4 separate regions of the Homo sapiens genome follow, and all the other regions are linked to region 1. Evidence: chromatin contacts called from ENCODE Hi-C or POLR2A ChIA-PET data. All regions are on one chromosome and are shown on one strand. The core of a region is the stretch at or near the end of the contact, and the rest is flanking DNA. Distances in the headings are between cores, read along the strand shown.

Region 1 (3,063 bases), core at 399-2,898:
ATTATTGCCTCAATCTACAAATACAGATTAGAGCACATCCTATTTGTATGCTCCACAACTAACATAATGCCTGGTTCTTAGTGGAAACTTAATGTCGCTGAACTGTGTTATAATAAAACATCCAGAAGGCAGGCCGAATACGAAAGCAGTAGCTTCGCATTAAGAAAACTACCCCTAGCCAATTTTCTTAGTCAACCAGGCCACTACAGTATTAATGAAATCGAAATCTGTCACCAATACCAAAAAAAAAAAAAAAAAAAAAAAACCAAAACCAAAACGTCTAAACAAACGCCCTTCTGATAACAATTTCCTTGGACACATGAAAGCAAGCAATTCCTTATGCTAAAAAGACCTTCAACAACGTCAAGAATAGATGTTTCTAAAGCCTTTCGGTAAGGGGCCATACATAAGAATGGAAAAGTTGACTGATTGACAAGCAAATGATGTTCCCTATATTCATCTTGACAGTAGTTTCACACCAACTGTTCCAGAGGCAACATAAAAAAAAATAACAGAAATGAGGCCGGGCACGGTGGCTCACGCATGTAATCCCACCACTTTGGAAGGCCTAGGCGGGCAGACCACCTGAGTCGGGAGTTCGAGACCAGCCTTACCAAAATGGAGAAACCCCGTCTCTATTAAAAATACAAAATTAGCCGGGCATGGTCGCATGCCTGTAACCCCAGCTACTCGGGAGGCTGAGGCAGGAGAATTGCCTGAATCCGGGAGGCAGAGGTTGCGGTGAGCCAAGATCGCGCCATTGCACTCCAGCCTGAGCAACAAGAGCAAAAACTCCGTCTCAAAAAAAAAAAAAAAAAAAAACAGAAATGAGGCACAAAAGGAGGAAAGGGAGAAAATGCGTGCTGAGATAAGCATTTCGACTCAGGCTGAGGGAAACGCTCAAACAGTTACTGCAAATGACTAAAACAATCTGAGCCTTAAAACTTGGTTGTGCAAGTTCGGCTACTAGAGTTCATCATCTGTTATGGGCATTGTTCTTGAAAAAGTACCAAACAAACATCCTGCCTGCGGGCTTCTCCGGGTGGGTGCTACTAACCCTTTTAGTTAATTCTGTGACTCTGCGTTTAAAAGAAATAAAGAAAGAACAGGATGAACATCAACAAGTATTTAGGAGGGGCCTAGAGAGAACTTTTCACCCCTAGCCGCAGCCCAAGATCCTCCCACGGGAAGTGCCGTAGGACCGCAGCCCGAAAGAGCGCGGGAGGGGAGACTGGCCACGCCCGGATGCGCCGCGGACAGGGTCCTGGCCGGTCAGCCCGCGGGCCGCTGGCTTTGCTGCAGCCGCCCCGGCGCAGGGGAGGAGCGCCGAGAAAGGGCGGGGCCGGGCCTCACCTCCACGGCCTGGCCCAGCTCCAGGTCGAAGCCCACCACACACACGCAGTGCAGCCAGGCGGAGAAGCTGTCCCAGCGCAGCAGGCCCCGGCCACGGCCATCGTCCTCTTCATCGTCCTCTGGCGCGCCTCCCGCCGCCACAAGGGCCGGCGCCTCGCGGCCCTCGGCCCCTGCCACCGCTTCGTCCAACGGCCTTCGAGAGCCGGGCCCCAAGCCCGCAGGGCCCCTCAAAGCCATCGGCCGCCCCCTGACCGTTCGCGCCGCCTCCACAGCGGACCGCGCCGCAGAGCGCGCTTGCCTCCGCGCAGGCGCAGACGCTGCTGTCGCAGCCGCTGGGGACCCACTCAGTCCGGGCGGGGCTGCGGGTCACGTGACCCTGGGAGCGGACGTGGGGACGTCACGCTGCCGCTTGTCTCGGATTGTGAAGCCGGTCCTGGCTTCCTTGTCTAAAAGCTCTTTGGGACTGAAATGGCTGTTTATGAATCCTTGTCAACCTCGTTCGCAGTCAACGACCAGGGAATAAATTATTCGTGGAATGACACAGTTCATAATTATTATAAGGTATTATTAAATTATGAAAGCGTAGGCCGGGCGCGGTGGTTCACACCTGTAATCACAGCATTTTGGGAGGCCGATGCGGGCGGATCATCAGGTCAGGAGTTCGAGACCAGCCTGACCAACATGGTGAAACCCCGTCTCTACTAAAAATACGAAAAAATTAGCCAGGCGTGGTGGAGCGCGCCTGTGATCCCAGCTACTCAGGAGGCTGAGGCAGGAGAATCGCTTGAACCCAGGAGGTTACAGTTAGCTGAGATTGCGCCACTGTATTCTGTCTACCCTGGGCGACAGAGCGAGATTCCGTCTCAAAAAAATAAAAATAAAATATATGAACGCATAATGGTGACGGTGGCTAACATTGAACGCTTACTTTGTGCCAGTTGATATGCCAAGTACAAGTGCGAATACTTACAAATATTACCTTATTGAATCTTCACATAATCGCAAATAAGTAGACTATTTATTTCTTTTTACAGATAAGGAAATGGAGGTCCTGGAGGTTACATGACTAGCCCAACAAGTATGACAACTCCGATATCGGCTTGCGGTTCACTCATTCAGTTTGCTGATTCAGAGATCTGTGCATTCACTCACCTGTTCCTTCTCCAGCAAGGCCTCCCCACCCTACCACCTCCTCCTTTCTTAGTTTGGCTGTCTGTGACTCACTCAACACACATCCCCAGACCTTTCTGGAACTCCAGGTTGGGCAGATTGGCCTCCACAGCAACCTGTGGATCTCTGAACACTGGGGCAAGGGCCTGGTCTCAAGCAGCTTCGTATTCTGAGATCAGTTTTTACTGAGTATTGGACCAGCCAGGATACTAACTAGTATTTATTCAGCACCTACTATGTTGAGTATAAATAGCATAGTAAAAGTAGGAAACACACAATAATACCTCAACAGAAAAATGAGTAAACCAGCGAGGTGTCACGCCTGTAGTCCCAGGTTCTTGGGAAGCTGAGGCCGGCTAAGTTCAAGGAGGATCGCTTGAGCAGGAGTTCCAGGCTGCAGCGCGCTATGATCGCGCCTGCGAACAGCCATTGCACTCCAGCCTGGGCAACAGAGCGCGACTGTGTCTCTAAAAAACAACGCAAAACAAAAAACACGGCAGAACTTAAGCATTTTGCTGCACTGCCCAGTGAAATCCATTC
Region 2 (3,257 bases), core at 294-2,793, 540 kb after region 1:
AAGTGAATCACATGCAGCCATTGAAGTCTAAGTGATAAGGCAGCCAACAATTTAAAGGAAAATGCTCCAGCCCAAGCCAGGGGGACTGTCCCAAACTCCGGATGAATTCCAGCTGCCCTGCAGAGCAGGGTTTACAGGCATGGGGATCACTAGTGGCTTCAGAGATGCCCCTTTGCCACTTCTCCGGGACTTCTTGACTGTGTCCTATTCTTAAAACCCAGGACCTGCACCACTCAGCCAGGCTCCACCAGCGTGGAGGCCTTGGCAGGCTGAGGCCCAAAGGCTGCCTTTGTGGGGGATTTAAACGGCCAAGAGAGTCTTGCTGAGCCCTGGCCCCTTGACGTCTGGAGTGGCAGGCCAAGCACTCAGTGCAGCAGGAAGATCTGGGTGCCACTAAGGCCCCTAACAGGTGTAGTAAATATCTGTTAAATGAACGAATACATGTTTTGATGAAAGAAGCCCACAGTGCAGTGTGAGCCCAAAGGGGTCTTACTGAAGGCTTCCTGGAGGAAGTGGCAGCTAAACTGAGACATGGAAAACACGGAAGAGTAGCCAGGCCAAGCTGGGGTTTAACTGTCCCTAAAAGAAAGAAACGACCATAGCAGGGGTTTAACCAGAGGTGGCCGAAGGCCTTTCCAGGTGCCCATTTCTCCCGTATAGCTTTGGAGTCAGACGATCCTCGGTTGGAATTCCCAGTTCAGTCCTTACAGTCTGACGTCCCGCACAACCCGACGCCGGCAACTGTCTCCAAACACCCGAGAGCCAGGGCGGGAGCATGAGCGCCTACGGTGTTCCTTGGGGTGGAGCCCTCGCAGTGTCCAGAGGATTTGGGGGCTCCTGCGCCCCCATTTCTCCCATTTCCTGGACTATCCAGGGCAAGCCCCTCACCTCCCTGAGCCTCGGTGTCTTCTGAGAAAAGAAGTCGACCCCAGTGCCTACCTCATAGGATTACGTGAGACAACCGATGTCAAGCAGTGTTGCTTTGCTGCCTGAGAACCCCTGCCTGTCCCTTTCTCTCTGATGCCCTTCGGGGCAGAGATCCAGAGATCCTGCCTGAGTCACTTTGGCGGGTTTAATGCCCAGCCGCGCCAGGCACACAGTAGGTGCTCAGTAAGTGAAACAGTGCCGGGAAGAATTCGGGCCGGGGATGTGGAACTGTGTGTGGCTCTGCGGGCTCAGAGGCCCTCCCCGCGCCCCGCCACCGTGTGCGTTCCGGGGCGGGGCGGGGCGGGGGCGGGGGCGGGGGCGGGGGCGGGACCGGGCGCTCGGGCTCCGCCCCCGGTACCTCTGTAGGCGATCCTGCTCTCGCCGTGGCTTTCGGGTGCTAGGAGACAGTTGCCGGCGTTGGGTTGTGCGAGACGCTAACTGTACCCTCCGGGTTTAACGCTGTGAGGCAGCGCGCGGAGGAACTGGGGATAAGCGCCCCGGAGCCCCCAAACAGAGCGCGGCCGCTGGGGGACAGCGCGCGGCGCCGGGTCGGGGCGGGGCGGCTTTTCTGTCGGAGGACGCGAACCGGCACGCTGCGCCTTTAAGGAGTCCAGCTGGGCTGGGCGCCGGAGCTGGGAGCGGCGCGGGTAGGAGCCCGGCGGCAGGTCCCAGCCCGGGGCTAGAGACCGAGGGCCGGGGTCCGGGCCCGGCGGCGGGACCCAGGCGGTTGAGGCTGGTCAGGTGAGCGGAGGCGGGCGGGCGGGCGGTGGTGCGCTCCTAGGGGGATGGGGCGCCCTGATGGCCCCGTGACCTCTCCCCCAGTGTCTCCCTGCAGCGGCGCATCGAGTGGAAAGAGTCGGCGATCTGCACTTGCCTTTCCACTCCGCTCCCCGCGCGGGCGCTGCCCCCACCTCCCGCTGCCTGGATAGGTTTGAGATGCCCGAAACCCGGCGCCCCATTTCCTGGGTCCAGCCAGCCTCTTGAAGCCGGGGGACAGAGTGAGGACGGGTCGGGACCTGCACCCTCTTTCTACTTCGCCTCCCCACCCCCTGCGCCCGCAGCAGCCCTTAGGCGCCCCTCGCAGTGCCGAGAGGATTTTGGGGTCCTGCAGCCCTGTTTCCCCCATTTCCTGGAGAAGGACTGCAGCTCGCCCACCCAGATAGCATCTTGCTCCGTGTCACGCGCCGCCTCCGCGCCGTCCCCAAGATCTCGCTCCGCTACTCCCCTCCCCCAGCAGCCTTTCAGCTTCCCTTTCCCCAGCCTGCCCCGGCTCCCGTGCCCTTGCGCCCCTTCCGTGTCGAAACACTTGAATCAGGATGCTGTCCAGCCAGGTACCCGCCGGCAACTTGCGGTCCCCCGCCTACAGCGACACAGGTTTCACGGCTGCCTTAGAAATGCGGATTGTGTAACGCCGGCTGCAGGGCAGTGCACGTGCAGGGTTTGCGCCCCTGAGCCCACAGCGAGGCCAGGTGACAGAGTGAGGCATGGGGGAGTGGGGGAAGAGGAGGATGCCAGAGGGTCTAGATACTGTGCATGCAGAGAATATGTATTTTGAGCCCTTTGTATGCCCCAGGAGCTGGGTGGTTAGGAAGAGGAAATAAAGTGGGGGTCTTACTCCAGCTGGGACCTGGAGGCCCTCATTTATCTCGCCGCCCCCCTCCCCGCTGCTCCCGCCTGCTCAGAAATCCCTAGTGGCTCCACCTGGCTAAGAGTTTAAAGTAGTTTATAATGAATAATAGCTGACATAGAATAAGCAAATCTTGTGTGCCAGGCCCTGTCCTAAGCCCCTTAAAAGAATTACCTGCCATACTTTCCCCAACAGCCCCTTGAGGTAGGTACCACCGCTGTGCCCATTCCTGAGAGCAGGAATATGAGGCTTCCAGAGGTGGTACCTTCCCAAGACACGAAGTGAGTCTGGCCTCAGAACCACCCCCTTCCCCCAACCGCCCCCCCAACCCGACCTCGAACCACTAGACTTTTTACCCAATTTCAACAAATTCTTATCAAGAACATTGTTATAATATAGGAAATTAGAAATAACAGAAATTAATCACCTGTGTTTCTAGCACTAATTTGTTTTTCTCAGACCAGCAAGGGCCTCTCAGCTTCTGGTAATAGTACCCACTTTAAAGGGTAGTGGCAATATTTAGATAAAATAATGCACAGGGCCCAGCATGTTTTAAGCACTCAGAAAGCAGCAGCTGTTATTATGAAGAGTGGTAGTTGACCACTACCTTGAATTACTGGAAAAAAATAATTAATAAATGGCTCACACTGACTCTACAGAAATTAACCATTTTGTGTGCTCAGAAAGGCCTATGAGACTTTCT
Region 3 (3,187 bases), core at 628-3,127, 770 kb before region 1:
ACGGATTTTTAAGAGCCTTCCTCTGTCTCAAGCCTGAGTAAAGTCTGGGGACCCAGCAAAGACAGCAGGTTCATTTGAACAACAAGCTTCCGGTCTAACAGAAGGAGATTAAATCCAAGACTTTTATGAGAAAGCAGGCTCTTTCCATTCACGTTGCCAGAAATTTGCAAAAAGTGCTGAGGGGTCCAGGAAATAAGTGAGCTTGGCAAATGCATTTTCATGGGGACAAAGTCTGAGAAGGGTTCTCAGAGCCAGAGACACATGGGCAGCGTTCTGATGGGTGTTCTAGGCAAAAGAACTGGCAAACTCAACAGCAAGGCAGTGCAGAACTACAGGGTATTTTGGAAGACACCAAGTACTTTAATAGGTCTGGAAGCTGAACTGACAGGCTTGGGTCTTGCTTCAAAAAGTGTGAGGGAATCACACCTGCTTAGAGAAAGGAGGAAGTGAAATCACTGTAAAAAGCCTTACGCCTTTCAGGCAAGCATCTGGGTCACCATGGAGCTAGCACCTGGAAGCACTCGGTAATGAGTGTCAGATCAAATGACAGTGTCCACTGAGAGGTGGGTTTCAGATTGTCCTTGGGATTCCCTATTTCCTAAAGCCTGACTCCCCACAAAGCAAGCTGGTTAAGTGGTGGCTGGTGGAGGGGTAAGGGCAGGTATTCCTAAGGCGTCTTGTTCCAGCCTCCTACACAGGAAGGGTCCTAAATTTGAACAAGCCTGTAAACAACTTGAGATTAGCTAGCTTTGGGGACAATTCAGCCGATGAAGAAAGACAGTGCCCTGGGAAATGCGGGAGGCTCCATCACCCAGCCATTCCTCTCTTGGAGTATTTTCTGACAAGCCACTTCAAGGAGTCCCAGCAGCCAAGGCCAGCCTCACCCCAGTAAGGATTCACTGGAAATGTGAGACGACCAGGGCATTGTACGTTTTATTTCTTTGGAGAGGAGGAAGGAAACATTCACATGAACAAATCCTAGAATGATTCAACCTAACTTCCGGCTGCTGACTGAATGGGAAAGAAGAACTGAAACCCGTGGGCTGCAGCACTTCGTGCAAGAGGTGAAACTTGAGGGGCTCCAGGGCAGGTAGCAGTGGAGCAGGGAGGGGCAGAGAGAGGGCCAACAGATGCCCTGGCAGGGGAAAGGGATGCAAGCCTGCAAAAAGGAAGCAAAAACAGGGCACGGCCGTCTCCTCTGATGCCCTTGCTCTGACCAGAAGCAAGAACTCCCGGATTGAAATGGGTCCATGAAGAAGGCACTTCAAGAGGAGAATTTCAATAGTAAGAGGCTCTGATCCGCAAGGTCCACGTTCATTTTGAGCTTTATAATGGGATATCAAAAGGAACAGGAGTCTTCTCTATGGCATCTAGGATACTACTAAGTATTCAAACATGTTTATGTATTGGTTTTTACATTTTAATAGTAACATAGCATCACTGTCACACATTCGAACCACACAGAAGTATACACATTCAAACCACAAAGAAGTATATAAAGTAAAAAGTGAGTCTTCCCAAAGGCCCTACTTTTTTTTCTATCCCGATCCCATTTGCTGGATGCACTGGTGTTAAAAAGCCAGACGTAGACAGAGGTTCATAAACCCAAAAGGATTTAGGAGCAGGGGTCAGGTACCTGAAAGAAAAGGCCAGGTGGGCACTGGGGCACCACTGAGAGTTTTTGTCTTAGGTCAGTTCCAGCTTTTCGGGTTCCTAAGGGGTTAATCATCCAGGGTGAGCAGACATTCTAATTTTTTCAATAGAAGCCTGAAATTCAGGGTTTTATGTAAAATCTCTCAATTTGTAAATGCTGGCAACTATTCATCACCATAAGAAGTACTGTATGGGCCACATAACACAGTTGCTGGCTACATTTGGCCCAGGGGCCACCAGTTTGCACCCTCTGGTGGTAATCCTTCCAGACATTTCCTTCTGTCTAAAAACACGAGTTGCTGGGTGTAACATCTTATTTTTTTCAAAAATAGAATGATAACATTGTTCTACCACTTGCTTCTTTTTTCATTTAACATCCAGGGCATCTTTCCCTGTCACGCACATTTTTGACCTCTTACTGCAGAGCATGCTATGGTATGGAAGGAAATTAACTCATTTAGCCACCTGCCCTGTGGACATTTAGCAAATACGAAAGATACACTTGAAATGTCACTTCTCATTGTCCATTCCTCTTACCTCTGCCAATGTTGATAACTCATGATGAAAGTGCACCTGTGTGTGGATATTAACATATCATACAGCCACAATTACTGAAACCACAGCGACTAAGGATTTTTTATGTTTTAATATGAGCACTTACCATGTATTTTCCCACGTGATCCTCACAACAGTCCCAAAGTAGGCCTTATTATTATCTTTCTTTTTGCAGATTTAAAAAAACTGAGACTCAAAAAGGTGGTGTACGCCTACCCATGGCACGTGGCCTAGAGGTGGTGAGGTTGGTCAGGAGTGGGGCCTAGCAAGCTTACTTCAGAGCTCCTGCTACAAGCATACAGCCCTCAGAAGACACAGCGAGAAACCTGCTCTGGGATATTCAAGAATCTGACATATTAGAGCACAAACCACTAGAGAAGGATCGCTAACAATGGGACAATTCACTTGCCTCTTGGAATGAAAAGCCTCATTTTAAAGCCCTTCTTCATACTCATCCAACATAAATTCTACATAGATTGGAGAGAAATGTTAAAAGGGGGAAAAAAACCTACAAAATTCTGGGGGCATAGGTTTTCAGGGTATGGTATTTTTCTTTCAGTATATAGAGTTGAATCATATATTTATACACAGGAAACTACCTATAGGGTGCCTACGATGCAAAGATGAACCCTGTTTTCCCACAGCTGGTTAAATAACCAAACTGGTAACAACCCCTCTTGTTGGGCTCTAAAGAGATTAGCACCAAAACTGGGACCTAACTAAGGTGTCACCAAAAGTGTCATGGTATCACTAGAACCAGAACCATGTTTCCTGTGTTCTTGTTCGATATATCTGAGGGTATTTTCTGTTGAGAAGTTCCAAGCAATTTCCTTACCAAAGATATTATAAGGAACATACTCGTCAGGGTTGTGAGAATTTCATTTACATAAAATAAAATATTTAGATTTTAGCAGAATTACTTCTTCATTAAAAGTTGGCAAGCAACGATGATTCTTTCCATTTGAACTTTATCCTGGTT
Region 4 (2,935 bases), core at 45-2,544, 740 kb after region 1:
AATACAAAAATTGGCCGGGTGTGGTGGCGGGTGCCTGTAATCCCAGCTACTCGGGAGGCTGAGGCAGAATTGCTTGAACCCAGGAGGCAGAGATTGCAGTGAGCTGAGATAGTGCCACTGCACTCTAGCCTGGGCAGCAAGAGCAAAACTCCGTCTCAAAAAAAAAAAAGAAAATGTCGGGCTGAGCGAGGTGGCTCATGCCTGTAATCCTAGCACTTTGGGAGGCCAAGGCAGGCAGATCACTTGAGGCCAGGAGTTCAAGACCAGCCTGGGCAATATGGTGAGACCCTGTCTGTACTAAAAATACAAAAATTAGCCCGGTGTGGTGGCACCGGCATCTAATCACAGCTACTCAGGAGTGTGAGGCGCGAGAATCCCTTGAGCCCAGGAGGTGGAGGTTGCAGTGAGCTGAGATCGCGCCACTGCACTCCAACCTGGGTGACAGAGGGAGACTATCTCAAAAAAATATACATATATATATTATTCAGCCTTAGGAAAGAATCAAACTCTGACGCATGCTACAACATGGATGAACCTTGAGGACATTACGCTGAGATAAGCCAGACACAAAAGGACAAATGATGCCACTTATAAGAAGTTCTAGAATAGGCAACCTCATAAAGACAGAAAAGTACAACAGGGGTTACCAGGGGTTTGGGGAAGGGAAATGAGGAGTTACCGAGTAATGGACAGTTTCTGCTTGGGATGATTAAAAAGTTCTGGAAATGGATGGTGGTTAATGGTTGTACAACATGGTGAATGTACTTAATGCCACTGAATTATACACTTCTAAAAAGTACATTTTAAGTTAGGTCTATTTTGCTGCAATTTAAAGAAAAAAACATGGAGTGAGGGAGGAAACGCCTAGTCTTAGTTTTCCCCCATTGCCCAGCCAGCTGTGAGGTGGTGACTCGCCGGTGTGCTAATTGCCAGGCGGCGACAGAGGCAGCAGGAGCTCCACGGAGGATGCTGGCTCCGCAAACCCAAGGCCCACGGCGCCGGAAGGCCACAGCGCAGGCGCGACTCCGGCCTCCTTCCCGAGAGAAGGGGGGACCCTCCCCGCCCTCGTCCGACGAGCACCCGCGCCTGTTACCTGCAGCGCAGCCGGCGCGGTCCAGTGAAAGCGCCTCTTCAGCAGCCCGGAGACCTGGCAGGGAGAGAGGAAGATGACGGCGGGACGCAGGGTGGGCAGGGGTCGCGTGGGAATACAGGCCGCGCGCTGCTGCCTACCTCCCGAAGGGGTCTCCGCACCAAGCCAGACACCGCCGCCATCTTGGTCGTGTCCTCTATCCGCTGCCAAACGACAACAGAGGGGCCGGCAGACGTGAGCAGGCCCCGCCTCCACCGGCGCGGGCCAATGGCAAGGCGCGCCGGCTGCGTGACCCGCCCACCCGCCCACCGGGTGAGGGGCCGCGGGGCCGGGCTGAGGTGGCGTGTGGGTGGCCGTGCCCCTCTGCCTGGAGCCGCCTCAAATCAACTTTATTGACAGTAGGCGGTGACCGACAGGCGGGGTGCACGCTGGGCACACGTGCCTGGTCGGTGTTACTTGAAGCGTGGGGACTAGAAGTCAGACCCTGAGGAGCATGATCTCTGGAAGCTGGAGAGACCTTAAGAGTTAGGCCAACCTGTTGTGGGTGCTGGAATCCTTTGGGCACCAAGAAGTGCTTGCACACGCTCTACTGATGGGGAACTTAACACTTCATGAGTGAGTCTAGTCTTCCCTGGACAGTGCTGTCTGTTGATTCCTTATAATGCACATCATAGCTTTCATTGATTGCATTAAGCACCTACTGTGAGCCAAGCATTGAGATATGTGCTGTATAGCTCATTCTCACAGTACCCCACTTGGGTAATTAGTGTTATTATTATCTCCATTTTGAAGACGGTTAAACTGAAGCAGAAATTGATTAAATGAGCCGATATTTTAATTTAGGACTGTCTTGACTCTAAAGCATGGTCTTTTTCCCACTGCTTCCTAAAGCAGAAGTGGATTCCTGCTTGGGGGAAGGTTACAACAACTTTAGAGAAGGGCGGCCCTATGGATGTAGCAGGACAAGCCGCAGACGAAACTCCTCAGACACCGAGTTAAAGAAGGAAGGGGTTTATTCGGCCAGGGGCATGGGCAAGACTCTTGTCTCAAGAGCCGAGCTCCCTGAATGGGCAATTCCTGTCCCTTTTAAGGGCTCACAGCTCTAAGGAGGTGTGCGTGAGAGGGTCATGATTGATTGAGCAAGCAGGGGGTATGTGACTAGGGGCTGCAAGCACCGGTAATTAGACTGGAACAGGATAGGGATTTTCACAGTGCTTTTCTATACAATGTCTGTAATCTATAGTTAACATAACCGATTAGGTCGGGGTCGATCTTTACCAGGCCCAGGGTGTGGCACCAGGCTGTCTGTTTGTGGATTTCATTTCTGCCTTTTAGTTTTTACTTTTTCTTTCTTTGGAGGCAGAAATTGGGCATAAGACAATATGAGGGGTGGTCTCCTCCCTTATGGGGAGGTGCCAAACACTTGGCCATAGGGACAACCTCTGGAAGCTCATTAGTCTTAATTTGGCCCTTGGGGGTCAGATGGGACAATTGAGCACCCAGTCTCCACCCATCCCCAAGACATTCCAAACATTCCCTTCTATGGATCACAGCTGCAGGCTGCCAAATTAGGAATTTGCAACTTCCAGTAGGTTGCTGACTGGGAATGGGAGGGGGTGGAGGCAAAGGCAGAACAGGCGGATGCTGGGAAGTCTGTGGCAGCAACAGAGGCAGACTAGGAGGCAACTTCCAGATGGAGAGGAGGGGGACAGTTTTGAGATCTATTTGGGCTAGAATCAATAGGAATGCTGTAAGTGCTAGGGAAGAGCAGAGGAAAATTTTGGATTTTTGTCATTGCTGGATGGATAGATGGGGTAAGGGAGGAGCCTGGGGCAGTGTAAGTGC

Evidence for each region. Hi-C counts contacts between places; a loop is a spot of excess contacts on that map. ChIA-PET counts read pairs that join two places held with the same protein, here RNA polymerase II (POLR2A). Pooled maps may share reads with other maps.
Region 2: a map of CD4-positive, alpha-beta T cell shows a loop between it and region 1 (6-fold over the local background). The contact joins the promoter of ABHD6 here to the promoter of DENND6A in region 1. A Hi-C loop is called at or near these places in 3 of 168 maps with a recorded cell type or tissue (B cell, CD4-positive, alpha-beta T cell and naive thymus-derived CD4-positive, alpha-beta T cell) and 8 of 50 pooled maps.
Region 3: a loop to region 1 is called in a pooled map, with 7 times the contacts of the local background. The contact joins the enhancer-like site here to the promoter of DENND6A in region 1. A Hi-C loop is called at or near these places in 3 of 37 single-sample maps with no recorded cell type and 9 of 50 pooled maps. POLR2A ChIA-PET finds 5 or more read pairs at or near these places in 1 of 52 experiments (GM10248).
Region 4: a loop to region 1 is called in a map of naive thymus-derived CD4-positive, alpha-beta T cell, with 17 times the contacts of the local background. The contact joins the promoter of PDHB here to the promoter of DENND6A in region 1. A Hi-C loop is called at or near these places in 1 of 168 maps with a recorded cell type or tissue (naive thymus-derived CD4-positive, alpha-beta T cell), 2 of 37 single-sample maps with no recorded cell type and 9 of 50 pooled maps. POLR2A ChIA-PET finds 5 or more read pairs at or near these places in 1 of 52 experiments (naive thymus-derived CD8-positive, alpha-beta T cell).

The regions. Positions count from the first base shown.
Region 1 is chr3:57,691,429-57,694,491 of GRCh38, forward strand. DENND6A (DENN domain containing 6A) reads right to left here and starts at 1,649. Exons shown (of 20, transcript NM_152678.3): 1 at 1,354-1,649. The coding sequence starts at 1,590. It overlaps DENND6A-DT (DENND6A divergent transcript), which reads left to right and starts at 1,777. Exons shown (of 2, transcript NR_135550.1): 1 at 1,777-1,914; 2 at 2,388-3,063. RefSeq lists an enhancer at 977-1,477 and silencers at 1,199-1,438, 1,549-1,648.
Region 2 is chr3:58,236,249-58,239,505 of GRCh38, forward strand. It overlaps ABHD6 (abhydrolase domain containing 6, acylglycerol lipase), which reads left to right and starts at 1,544. Exons shown (of 10, transcript NM_001320126.2): 1 at 1,544-1,668. RefSeq lists an enhancer at 955-1,894 and silencers at 1,116-1,285, 1,296-1,785.
Region 3 is chr3:56,917,419-56,920,605 of GRCh38, forward strand. It overlaps a transcript of ARHGEF3 not described here. Among named protein-coding and RNA genes, the nearest start is that of ARHGEF3-AS1, 21 kb to the right of the region's middle. Within about 2 kb of position 1,878, at least 3 of the 41 ENCODE cell types and tissues checked have a DNase peak (open chromatin) inside an H3K27ac peak, as active enhancers do.
Region 4 is chr3:58,432,538-58,435,472 of GRCh38, forward strand. PDHB (pyruvate dehydrogenase E1 subunit beta) reads right to left here and starts at 1,295. Exons shown (of 10, transcript NM_000925.4): 1 at 1,231-1,295; 2 at 1,094-1,147. The coding sequence starts at 1,272. It overlaps LOC107986092 (a long non-coding RNA gene), which reads left to right and starts at 1,058. Exons shown (of 4, transcript XR_007095933.1): 1 at 1,058-1,705. RefSeq lists enhancers at 1,051-1,270, 2,313-2,922 and a silencer at 1,331-1,570.